2 separate regions of the Homo sapiens genome follow, and region 1 is linked to region 2. Evidence: chromatin loops called from intact Hi-C (ENCODE). Cell type or tissue: heart right ventricle. All regions are shown on one strand. Links, peaks and the distances in the headings refer to the core of each region. The heading gives the core; the rest is flanking DNA.

Region 1 (2,916 bases), core at 212-2,711, 52 kb before region 2:
TGGAGAATGTAATACATTCCAGAAACCTTGATAATAGTCTCAGGCCTTCTGCCTCATCACCTTATAGTAAAACGGAGAAAATGGAGGCACAGTGAGACTGAGTCATTTGCCTATGCTCAACCTCTAGGAAGTACTTAAAGTATAGTTTCCTCAGTTTGAAGTTTTTCTCCCTTAAAGTTTTAAATAATTGTTCCCATCTATGTCTGTGATTCAATAAAATATGTACCGAGGGACCTTAGATGTATTCAGTCATTACTGGGTGGCATTTTTCAGGTGTTTGGACTTCCATTGCACCAATGCCTGAACATGCCTGAGAACCGGTAGGATCACTGGGGCTGCAGAGCCCCAGGGGTTTGCTGGTTTTCTTGAATACCTCCTGGACTGATTTTCCTAGAACAGTTTATTCTTTGCTGGAGGATAGAACATCTTGCTAAGATCTTGTCTCTTTATCTTCTCTGGACACTCCCTTTCTGGTGGGCAGACCCACATTCAGGAAACCAGATTGTAGATCAGAAGGTGGCATGGTCAGTGCAAACTCAGAACAAAAGACCTAGGGGAGGTACTCAGGGATGTTGCATCAAGCTCTGGTAGCTGATGAAAGTCACCTTCCTTCCAAGGATAGATCTGTCTAAAAAAAGAGCTGTCCGAGTGAGGAATGACCCTGTAGTGCTCTGGCCTCCCGAGTCCTGCATTTCTTATAATCTAGGCCTTGTGATCTCAGTCAAGTTAAAATGCCCTTCTGTCCCCTTCCAGTTCTTTCTTAAGTGTTAATTGGCTCCAAACTGGTTTTTCTATGGTATCAGTTCCTGAAATTGGCCGGATTAATTTATCATGCACTTTAATGAAGGACTCTTGTGTTTGAGGGCTCTGGCTTAGAAAGGTGAATCCTTTCTTCCAAGGAACTCACAGACTGTTAGGGGAGGTAGCCTGTCAAATGATGACTATGCTATAAAGCAAGAAGCACTGTCCGTAATGGAAATGTGGGCAGTGGTCTTTCTTACCCCTGCCCCGCAGGACTCCATAGTGGGGAAGGACAAACCAGTTCTCTCCAAAACATGTCTATACTTGGATAACTTTTTTGTGAATCACTAAAGATGCTCATGTCATCAAATGAGATGAAATATTCAGACTTTTCACAAATTCTGATTATTTCCTTCCTTTGTCCAGATCTCCAAGTGGGTTAGCCAGCTAACTATACTAACAGCTCCAAAGTCTTATTGCTTAGCAGAATAGAAGTTTCTCACTCATGTAAGTTTAGTATTGGTTGGGGCGTGGAGGGTGGACCCAGGCTGCTTCTGTGGTGTGGCTTGCCCATTTTTTGAGGCTTTGCTGTCCTCCAGTGGGTTCTTTGCTTTGGGCCCACAGGCAAGGGAAGAGAGAAGGCATGGGGAATCCTGCCAGAAGCTTCTGGGACAAGCCTTGGAAGGGGTGTACATTGCTTCTGCCCACATTCCATTGTCTAGAGCCCAGTCACATGGTGCCACCCAGCTGCAAGGGAGAGAGACTGTGAAGTGTGATCTCTCTGTGGGCCCAAGAGGAAGAGGAAGCAGGGGTTTGGTGGATATGTAGCACTGTTGCTGCTCCATTGCTTTGGGTAACAAATACCGACTCATAGGAGGCAGCCTTTAAGTATTGGCTTCACTGATGGGGTAGTACCGTTTCATTGTGACAATTAAAAGATGCATCTGGCATATTTCTCACTGGGGTTTTATGACCTGAGTGATATCCCTGCTGGGATATCAGTAACACTGACCTTCAAACTCAGGCGAGTTGGCTGTGAACAGGCTCCCCCAGCTCTCTCAGGCTGGCTGGCCCATTGCTTCACTGTGAAAAGCTATGCCCTGGAGAACATGCTGGAACCTGGCTTTTCAGGTGGACGTTCAGGAAGGTGTAGGTGCCAATGAGGGGAATTGTGTCCTGGGAGGCTCATGGCAAGGTAGAAAAGTCTCAGTGAGATGGACATGGTTGAGGGCTAGAGGACAGTGCTACACCTTGTCACCACTGAAGCAGTGAGACAGATCTTGGTGGTGTGCTCTTCGTGTTTCAGATTGAAGACTCTGAGGCTGGCGGTCTTCTGTCAATGCAGCTTTGCACTCCTCAGGCACAGGGGTTTACCTGCATCTGATTCTCTGTGGTCATTCCCCACCTCCCCCGCAAAAAAACACCTACAGGCATCCATGGTCAAGTGTCTTACGGATTTACTGCCATTCATAAAGCCTCTAAACATCCCTTTTTTCCTTGAAATACATTTGAGGAGCTGTTTGCTTTTTATATTAGTCTGGGAATTTGTCCATTAATTATGATAGTTTTGTGTTAGAGACAATAAAAAGACTGACAATGTATAATTTTTTTTTTTTTGATTCTTAAGAGGACTTCACATTTCCACAAGGAAATTACAAATGTTATTTAAGAATGATTAGTTCCGAGGCTCTATCACTAACAGTCGGGACACTCACACTATATTAATACATGGTTGCAACGTTTAGATTGAGTTCTAGGTGTAATTACTCATTGCCCTACATTCTAGACTTATAGAATTGGACTTGAAGACAAGAGCCAGTTCAATTCCTATGCATATTCTAAATAAATACCTTGGGCAAAAACACAGATTTTAAATGATTATTCCAAATGGCTTTTCAGGATTAGTGTGACAGGTTTGTGGCACATTCACTACTATTTTAAACTTTGACAGAGGAACGAGGAGTCTCTCTAAAAGAACTTCTGAGCTTCGTTTTTTTGGGGTGATCAACATCCCTGGGAATCTGATGAATGCCATGTACTGTGCTTATCAATTTTTCTTTCTAATTTCAGGGAGCTCAGGGACCCGTTCTCTGCTACGGGAGAGCCGTGGCTCTGAGTGTAAATGCTTGCCACCAAAAGCTTGGAGAAGCAACTAGCACAGCAAACAGGGTCAAA
Region 2 (2,916 bases), core at 126-2,625:
GGGGTAGGGAAGAGAAGGGAGAGAGATTATTTTATTATAGGAATTGGCTCACGCAATTATGGAGGCCAGGAAGTCCCACCATCTGCAAGCCGGAGACCCAGGAAAGCCAGTGGTCTCATTCAGTCCAAGTCTGAAGGCCTGAGAACTGGGGGTGGGGTGGGGTGTGGAGTGGGGTGGGTGGGTGGGTGGTCATAGTGTAAGTCCCAGAGTCTGAAGGCCTGAGAACCAGGAGCTTTGGTGTCTGAGGGCAGAAGGTGGATGTCCCAGCTCAAGAAGACAGACAGAATTCACCCTTCCTCCACCCTTTTGCTCTATTCAGTCCCTCAATGAATTGGATGGTGCCCACCCACATTGGTGAGGGTGGATCTTCTTTGCTCAGTCCACTGATTCAAATGCTTATCTCTTCCAGAAATTCCTTCCCAGACACACTCAGAGATAATGTTTGTACCAGCTATCTGGGCAAGCTTTAGCCCAGGCAAGTTGACACACAAAGTAAACCATCATGTATATCCTCTGCAGAACCTCCTGTGCTTTGCCACTTCTGAACAGTGGAGGATTTTATGCCTTAGGCATTTTGGACGTCTTTCCTTGCACATATATATTTGAGATTATTTTTAAGATGTGGGAAATTGTCAAAAATGCCGAATTCTGGACAATGAGGGATTTCATATATATATATACATTCAGATTTTTTTTCTTTCCTTTTTTTTTTTTTTTTTTTGAAGACAGGGTCTCGCTCTGTCACCCAGGCTGGAGTGCTGGAGTGCTGGAGTGCTGGAGTACAGTGGCGTGATCTTGACTCACTACAACCTCTGCCTCCTGGGTTTAAGCGATTCTTGTGTCTCAGCCTCCTGAGTAGCTGGGATTACAGGCACGTGCCACCATGCCTGGCTAATTTTTGTATTTTTAGTAGAGACGGGGTTTCACCATGTTGGCCAAGGCTGGTCTCGAACTCCTGACCTCAAGTGATCCACCCACCTCAGCCTTCCAAAGTACTGGGATTACAGGTGTGAGCCACCCCACTCAGCTGGATTTCATATATATTCAGATTTAAAGGAAGTTTGTGGAAGTGGAACTCATAATTCTGAGTGGTGATGTGATTTCTAGAGAATTCTCTGGCCAAACGACCACTATCATGATGACTAGTTTTGTGTTTTTAACTGTGGGTCCTGTGAAGCGTACCAAAAGGACTGCTTGCACCTTGCCTCAGGAGCGCCTCTTCGGATTCCCAAGGCAGACCTAATGATAGGAATATTCACACTATTGATTTTAAAATTTCAGAAATTTTAAAAGTGAAGTTGAAAGAGCAAGTCTTCTTGAAGCAATCCCGATGACGCAGATGGCTCCTTATTTTTAACTTAAGGGCGCTTGTTCCAGAACTGTGCACAAACTGTAGCTGTTACCATAGAAACACTCTCAGTCCAGATAGGAACAAAACATTCGGTCCATCCAGTTTCTCTGCCTCTTAGTTTTTGTTGCCAGGATCAGTCCTGCTGTTCATCAGTTGTCGAGGATCAGTGTAGTGTTATGATTCCAGTTGAATTTGATCAATCACTTGGATTTTTTCATTTCTCAAATGACTTCCTATCTGGGTTTTAGGGGTGGGGCACAGTTGTGAGAAATAAGGAAAAGCATCTTTGCCACTGTGGCTCTGTCTTCCCTATTCTGGTCAACACGGAGAAGCCTGTAGACTCACTGCTTTTTATTTGATGAAGTTGCTCTCTGAAGATCTGTCTGTTGCAAAGGGAGAAGATGTCAGGGCTGGGAAGCTGAGGACGGGGTGAGATATTGGTGTATTAGTAGACCTTTCTTATCCCACATATTCTAGATTCAGACTTCTCAAACTTCTGACATAAAGAGTTGAGTAGAATGGACGCTGGTTTAGTTCAATCAGCTGAAGTGATTTCATTGTCCATCTGACTTACATCTCAGCTGTTTTCTTTAACCTTTGCTTTTTATTTAAATGGGTATTTACAACAAGAAAACTAAGAGAAAATGTAAGGAGTATCGAACCTGTAGCCGTAATTGCAATCTGAAGGTATGAGGCTCTAAGCTGACCCCGCGTCCTGGAATGTGCCATTGGGATCCCTCACGACTCATCACCATGGGATAGGACCGTGGGCTGTCCAGAGTTCTGCTTGCTATTCCAGAAAGCAGCAGGATTTTAGGACCATGAGAAATGATATTGTAGACTGCAGATTTTTGGTATAAATTCAAATAATTAGGGATTATTCTTGATATGCCTCAGAACTTTTTATTATTGAAAGTGCATTGTTTTCCTATAAAAATGCAAATCGTATTTAAGATTTTCATGTGAATTGTGAGAGTCTAAATAGTTTCTGCGGCATAAATGCATGGTTTAATGGTGCCTGGGTTGTAACAGAAAAGTGTTTGAGCAAAAATCATAAGGGAAAAATGATTCATATTTTATGTCTGTCTACATTAGACCTGCTCAGGGAATAGAATTTGGGAAACACATAATAAATAAGAAACCTGCATGCTTGATTGAACATTTGCTTTCTTCACTATCAGGACACGGGGGCATATATTTTAAGGCTTTTAAAGGCATTTGGGAGAGATTTTATATAGGCCATAAAATGCATTACCCCTCAAAAATAAAAATCACTGAAGAATATAGTTGGCTCACAGAAAAAAAAAAAAATCCTCTCTAATTTTAAGCTGCTATTAGTTCTCTTTACAAAAAACTCGGGAAAGTTATTTTGTTTTGCAAACTTTAACCATGACCTTGCTTTACTTCCATGTATTTAATTTCACTGAAATGATATTTCAAAGAAAAGCCTTTCTGGAAATTGTTTTTCCTTTAATACCCAAAATTGGAACAACAGCACTCACAGGAGCGAGGCTCCAACCAGTGGATCAGCTGTTTGGCGTGGATGTAGAAGAAGGTGCATTGAA

The links. A loop is a pair of places that touch in the nucleus more often than their neighbours do. Peaks named below come from ENCODE experiments on the same cell type or tissue, not always from the same donor. Only the 100,000 strongest peaks of a DNase experiment are listed, where the experiment ranks them.
Region 1: it touches region 2 in a loop (6-fold over the local background); 9 of 110 quality-filtered maps call a loop at or near these places.

What each region holds. Positions count from the first base shown.
Region 1 is chrX:10,051,655-10,054,570 of GRCh38, forward strand. All of the region lies in intron 2 of WWC3 (WWC family member 3), which reads left to right. Among named protein-coding and RNA genes, the nearest start is that of WWC3, 38 kb to the left of the region's middle. In heart right ventricle, for the core only: no CTCF peak of the experiment used is centred there; a DNase peak (open chromatin) is centred at 1,398; H3K27ac peaks cover 2,500 bases.
Region 2 is chrX:10,104,033-10,106,948 of GRCh38, forward strand. The region is part of intron 9 of WWC3 (WWC family member 3); the gene reads left to right. Among named protein-coding and RNA genes, the nearest start is that of CLCN4, 51 kb to the right of the region's middle. In heart right ventricle, for the core only: no CTCF peak of the experiment used is centred there; a DNase peak (open chromatin) is centred at 1,368; H3K27ac peaks cover 351 bases.